Regions from separate parts of the Homo sapiens genome. Here region 2 is linked to region 1. Evidence: read pairs that join two places in POLR2A ChIA-PET (ENCODE). Cell type or tissue: A673. All regions are shown on one strand. Links, peaks and the distances in the headings refer to the core of each region. The heading gives the core; the rest is flanking DNA.

Region 1 (2,919 bases), core at 251-2,750:
CTCAAGAGATTCTTCCATCTCACACCACCATGCCTGGCTAGGAATATACTTTTAACTTAACATCCTACACGTAGCTGGATTTTCCTACTTGTGGTAAAGGAGAAATAACATGAATTCTCATTTTTTTCCTAGCATACACATTATTAAATGTACACTTCTTATTTCTAACACTAAACTTTATATTTGGACTGTAAACTTCTAAAAAGAGTTGTGAGGACCAAAAAAGGACAAACCTGGGCAATACAGTGAGATCTCATCTCTACAAAAAATGTAAAAAAGGAAAAAAAAATTAGCTCAGCATGGTTGTGCATGCCAGCAGTCCCAGCTACTCGGGAGGCTGAGGCAGAAGGATTGCTTGAGCCCAGGAAGTCCAGGCTGCAGTGAGCCATGACTGCACCACTGCACTCCAGCCTAAGTATCAGAGCAAGATCCTGTCTGAATGAATGAATGAATAAATAAATAAATAGGCAACATGCTTTACAGACCAGATTTTTCCTACTTGTCACATACCCTGCTGAAAATAAGTTTAATTGCTCCAATTCATACTTTCTAGAAATAAGATATAGCTCTTAAACTTAGCAAAGTGACTGAGTTCAACCTTAAAAGTGCCTATAGCCACCAGAAGCTCTAAAATCAAGATCCTTGGAGATTTTCTCCGAGATCACTCATTTTTCCAAAACTAAGATAATGTCACCTTCCATCTTTCTGATTCTTTAAAATTTTACATACAATATTAATACTTTTATTTAATTCTCACTAAGGGATGAACATAAATTGGATTATTTCTGGAGGAAGTCATTCAGAAAGTTCGGCTGAGGTTTTTTTTTTTTTTTTTTTGCAGACCTTAGAAAATGAAATATTCATTTATACAATGAAAGGTACAGTAAATAACCCATTTTATTTCTATTCTAATTGGCACAAAGATAGAACAGTCTGACAGAAAATTAATAAGAACAAGAACCAGGAACTCTAAATAGGCATGAAACCTTATGAAAAGTACTTCTTGTTTATAAATACTAAATCAAATTTCTCATTATTAAAATTAGCATACAATCTGAATTTGCTCCTTATCCAAATTCACCAGTGTTACAAAGGTGACTTTTTTAAAAAAATAGAGACAAGATCCTGCTATGTTACTCTGGTTAATCTTGAACTCTCGGGCTCAAGATGATCATCTCACCTCGGCCTCCAAAAGTGTTGAGATTACAAGCATGAGTTATCGCACCTGGCTAGAAGATTAAATTTTTAAGGCAGTCAATAGTAATGGTACCCTGAATGGAGCATTTACTGCTTTACTGTGATAACTATCTTGCAGAATTATTTCATTTAATTCTCTCAGCAATTTGAGGTAAGTATTCCCATTACCTCCATTTTACAGATAAAGAAACTGATAATTAGAAAGTTTAAATAACTTGCTCAAGATCACTTTTAAAAGAGATCCTGACTCTCAACCACCATCTCACATTCCAACCTCCTAATCACTAGGCTATATAATACCTCCCCTCAGACAAGACAGGAAACAACATCCCACAGGAATTTCCCCTGCTTGTATTTTTCTCTTTTTGTGTTTGTATTGTTCTCAGTATATCTGAGGTTTGTTTAGAATCCAAATAAAACAAACTATTCCTGACAAAATATATTAGTTGGCAGTGAATAGGTCAGAGTCAAAAGAAAGGAGTTAAGCTGAAGGTAAAATATTTGCTGACACCACCCTAATTGATATATTTAAATTGCTGCCAAGAAATTCTTGTTCTAAAGGCTAAAAATAAGTCAGTTAGAGATAGTTTAGTGCTATGCACTAATAAATAAAATAATGGGCCTGGGCTGTGGTATCAGACATAAGGCACATAATCATTTAAACAGAATATATGCCAGACCCCCAATTCATGTATCAGTACATCTGTTTCAAATGCTAGAATTCAGAAGGGCATGAACTTTCCAAAATAATGTTTACACCTAGGTTCTCCAGCTCACAGACTGGGGATTTCTAGTAGCCTAAGGTCTTCAACTCGAGTGTATGAATAGTGGTAAATCATTATCTAAATTCTTAGGAGAACCTTCTGGAGTCACGTTTATAGCAGTCTGCTCAGTCTAGTCCTGAGGAATCCTACATATTCTGGAGTTAGAACTTAGGACTGGAGTTGCCTTGATCAGTCGAGAAGCCTCAATCACTCGCTATGGATAAAGGGCAAGACCTCAAGAACACCTCTATTTTTTCATCCCAGTGAAAAGCACCAGAATTATATATACTCTTTTTTCTTTGAGGTACAGTTCACTTTCAAGAGATAAAAGGTCAAATAATGAAGAAACTAAATTGATATCCCAAAGTGTTATTTTATTCCAAACATAAAAAATAGTATTTATATTACATACAATGGAAAATTTCAATACTATTGCTCAACTCTAAGGCAAATAATAACTGCACCAGCATCAATGGGATTAATATGCATTCACTGACCAGAGGAAAGCTGGGAATTTCCATACTTCAAGACGATTATCTTGGTAAAAAATGAAGCTATCATAAGTTATCCTGATGAAAATGCCCTTGAAAATTCACCCAAGTAAAGGTCTGGGTTCTAGAGACCACCCACTTTATTACAGTCTTGGTATTTTTTTTTTTTTTTTTTTTTGAGATGGAGTCTTCCTCTGTCGCCCAGGCTGGAGTGCAATGGCACGATCTTGGCTCACTGCAACCTCCCCCTCCTGGGTTCAAGCAATTCTGCCTCAGCCTCCCGAGTAGTTGGGATTACAGGCGTGAGCCACCGTGCCCGGCTGATTTATTTATTTATTTATTTATTTAAATTTATTATTATTATTATTTTTTGAGACGGAGTCTCACTCTGTCGCCCAGGCTGGAGTGCAGTGGCGCAATCTCGGCTCACTGCGAGCTCTGCCTCCTGGGTTACCGCCATTCTCCTG
Region 2 (2,919 bases), core at 317-2,816, 260 kb after region 1:
GGATTACAGGCATGAGCCACTGCGCCCAGCCAAATCTCTAGTATTTCAAGGAGCCTGTTATCCTAACCTGAGATGTTCACTCCTTTGAGGGTTTTTTTTTGAGACAGGGTCTCACTCTGTCACGCAGTGGCATGATCACTGTAACCTCCAACTCCTGGGTTCAAGTAATCCTCTGGCGTCAGCCTCCCAAGTAGCTGGCACTACAGGCACATGCCACCATGCCCTGCTAATTTTTATTTATTTTAATTCTTTATTTTATTTTATTATTATTATTTTTTGAGAAGGAGTCTCGCTCTATCACCAGGCTAAAGTGCAGTGGTGTGATCTTGGCTCACCGTAGCCTCTGCCTCCTGGGTTCGAGCGATTCTCCTGCCTCAGCCTCCCCAGTAGCTGGGATTACAGGCACTCGCCACCACGCCCAGCTAATTTTTGTATTTTTAGTAGAGATGGGGTTTCGCCATGTTGGCCAGGCTAGTCTTAAACTCCTGACCTAAGGGGATCTGCCCACCTTGGCCTCCCAAAGTGCTGGGATTACAGGTGTGAGCTACCGCACCCAGCCCCAGCTAATTTTTAAATTTTTGTATAGAAACCAGGTTTCTCTGTGTTGCCCAGGCTGATCTCAAATTCTTGGCCTCAAGCGATTGATTGTCCCCAATAGCTTCCCAAAGTGCTGGGATTACAGGTTTGAGCCTCCACACCAGCCAGTGCTTTGAGTTTTTAAACTTTTTGGTTTTGATGTCCCTGTTAAGATGCAAATGCAGGTGGGTTCAGCGGCTCACACCTGTAATCCCAGCACTTTGGGAGGACAAGGTGGGCAGATCACGAGGTCAGGAGTTCGAGATCAGCCTGACTAACATGGTGAAACCCATCTCTATTAAAAATACAAAAATTAGTCAGGTGTGGTGGTGTGTGCCTGTAATCCCAGCTACTCAGGAGGCTGAGTCAGGAGAATCGCTTGAACCCAGGAGGCGGAGGCTGGAGTAAGCCGAGATCGCACCACTGTACTCCAGCCTTGGCAACAGAGCAAGACTCCATCTCAAAAAAAACAAAAACAACAACAAAAAAAGCACATGCAGTGTATAGAGCTGAGGCTGTAACTCAGAAGTGATCAGCTCATTTCTTAGCAAGAATTCGCTATCAGTTCCAGCCAGCTCAGCATGAGAGCCCTGTGGGAAGAAGATCCAGGAAAAGCATTTTAGAGATGGAGAATGGGCAGAGGCCTTGGGAATTAAGAGCGGCAAGCTGACAGGAGGCATGAAAGAGCCACAGAAAAATCTCTGTGTAGCAATGAGGCCTGGTCCCGCAACACAAGTCAGGGTTAGTGTAGGCAGCAGAAACCCAAGCTCATCCTAACTTCCTGTAAATCTTTCTTCTCTGCTAACCCAGTTTTACTAGGCAAAGTCATCTGGGGCACAGCCAGAGGGACATATGGAAGGTTCAGAGGATTAGCAGAGTACCTGTGATGTTCCGAGCTATGGCTACGGTCTTCCAGAGTAAGGAAGCCAATGTCCTGGGCTTGTCTCCAGACCAGTTTGCTACTCTCACCAGAAAACCTGTCCTACAGCTCTGAACTGGTTGCCTGACTCCAGCCAACCATCTAAAAATTTCATGACCCTGTTCCCAAGGGTCTGAAAGGGGAATGTGGGGAAGAATCCCTATAAACTCACCCAGATTGGCAACAGATCCCAAAGTAGTATCCTTTCCTATGTAGGGGCAGAGCACTTCTTACCATGAAGATAGCATAGTGCTTGTTATATGCTGAAACTGTATTTATTTATTTTTTTTTCTGAGACAGAGTCTTGCTCTGTCACCAAAAGTGGAGTGCAGTGGCGTGATCTCTGCAACCTCCACCTCCGGGGTTCAAACCATTCTCATGCCTCAGCCTCCCAAGTAACTAGGATAACAGGTGCGCACCACCATGCATGGCTAGTTTTTATTTTCTTTCTTTTTTTTTTTTTTTTTGTATTTTTAGCAAAGAGGATTTTACCATGTTGGCCAGGCTGGTCTTGAACTCCTGACCTCAGGTGATTCACCTGCCTTGGCCTCCCAAAATGTTGAGATTACAGGCGTGAGCCACTGTACCCGGCCTGAAATTGTATTTTTAAATGTTTATATGGGTAGAAATGGCTTCCTTGTGCCCTTATCCCTGGAGAGAAAGAAGGGCAGATTCTGATGTCTTCTGCAGAATTAAGCCTGTGAACACGTGACTGCCAGTGGATACACCAGGAGGCACACAGAAGTTTCAGAGGAATACACACACTGCCCAAACCCAACAGAGAGTGTTATACCTTAGGGGAGATGCTTTGTAAAAGCAGCCATGAAATCTCCAAAGGAGATCCTGGGAGACTCTACATAAACCAGAGTGGCAGCATGGTGGAGTAGTGAAAAGCATGACTTCGGGTATTAAAGATGCTAATACCAGAGAGATGTCTTCCCTTCTTCCACCACGTGGGGACACAGCAGGAAGGTGCCATCTATAAACCAGAGAAGTAACAGCTGGGTAACTCTGAGCAAGTCCTTAACCTCTCTGGGCTTCAGTTTCCTTTTCCTCATCCATAAAATTCAGACAATAGTAGTTCTTAGCTCACAGGGTTGTTGTAAGGATTAAATGAGTTAATATTTAAAAATACTTAGAGGCCAGGCACAGTGGCCTGTAATCCCAGCACTTCGGGAGGCCGAGGTGGGCAGATCACTTAAAGTGATCACTAGATCACCCTAGCCAACATAGTGAAACCCCATCTCTACTAAAATTAGCCGGGCATGGTGGTGCATGCCTGTAGTCCCAGCTACTCAAGAGGCTAAGGTAGGAAAATTGCTTGAACCCAGGAGGCGGAGGTTGCAGTGAGCCGAGATCACACCACCACAATCCAGCCTGGGCGACAGAGCAACACTCCATGTCAAAATAAATAAATAAATAAA

The links. Peaks named below come from ENCODE experiments on the same cell type or tissue, not always from the same donor. Only the 100,000 strongest peaks of a DNase experiment are listed, where the experiment ranks them.
Region 2: POLR2A ChIA-PET joins it to region 1 with 5 read pairs; 2 of 35 experiments call an interaction of 5 or more read pairs at or near these places.

The regions. Positions count from the first base shown.
Region 1 is chr7:131,479,732-131,482,650 of GRCh38, reverse strand. All of the region lies in intron 17 of MKLN1 (muskelin 1), which reads right to left. Among named protein-coding and RNA genes, the nearest start is that of PODXL, 75 kb to the left of the region's middle. In A673, for the core only: no CTCF peak of the experiment used is centred there; a DNase peak (open chromatin) is centred at 1,510.
Region 2 is chr7:131,221,904-131,224,822 of GRCh38, reverse strand. It overlaps a transcript of MKLN1 not described here. Among named protein-coding and RNA genes, the nearest start is that of MKLN1-AS, 100 kb to the left of the region's middle. In A673, for the core only: a CTCF peak has its summit at 2,460; no DNase peak of the experiment used is centred there.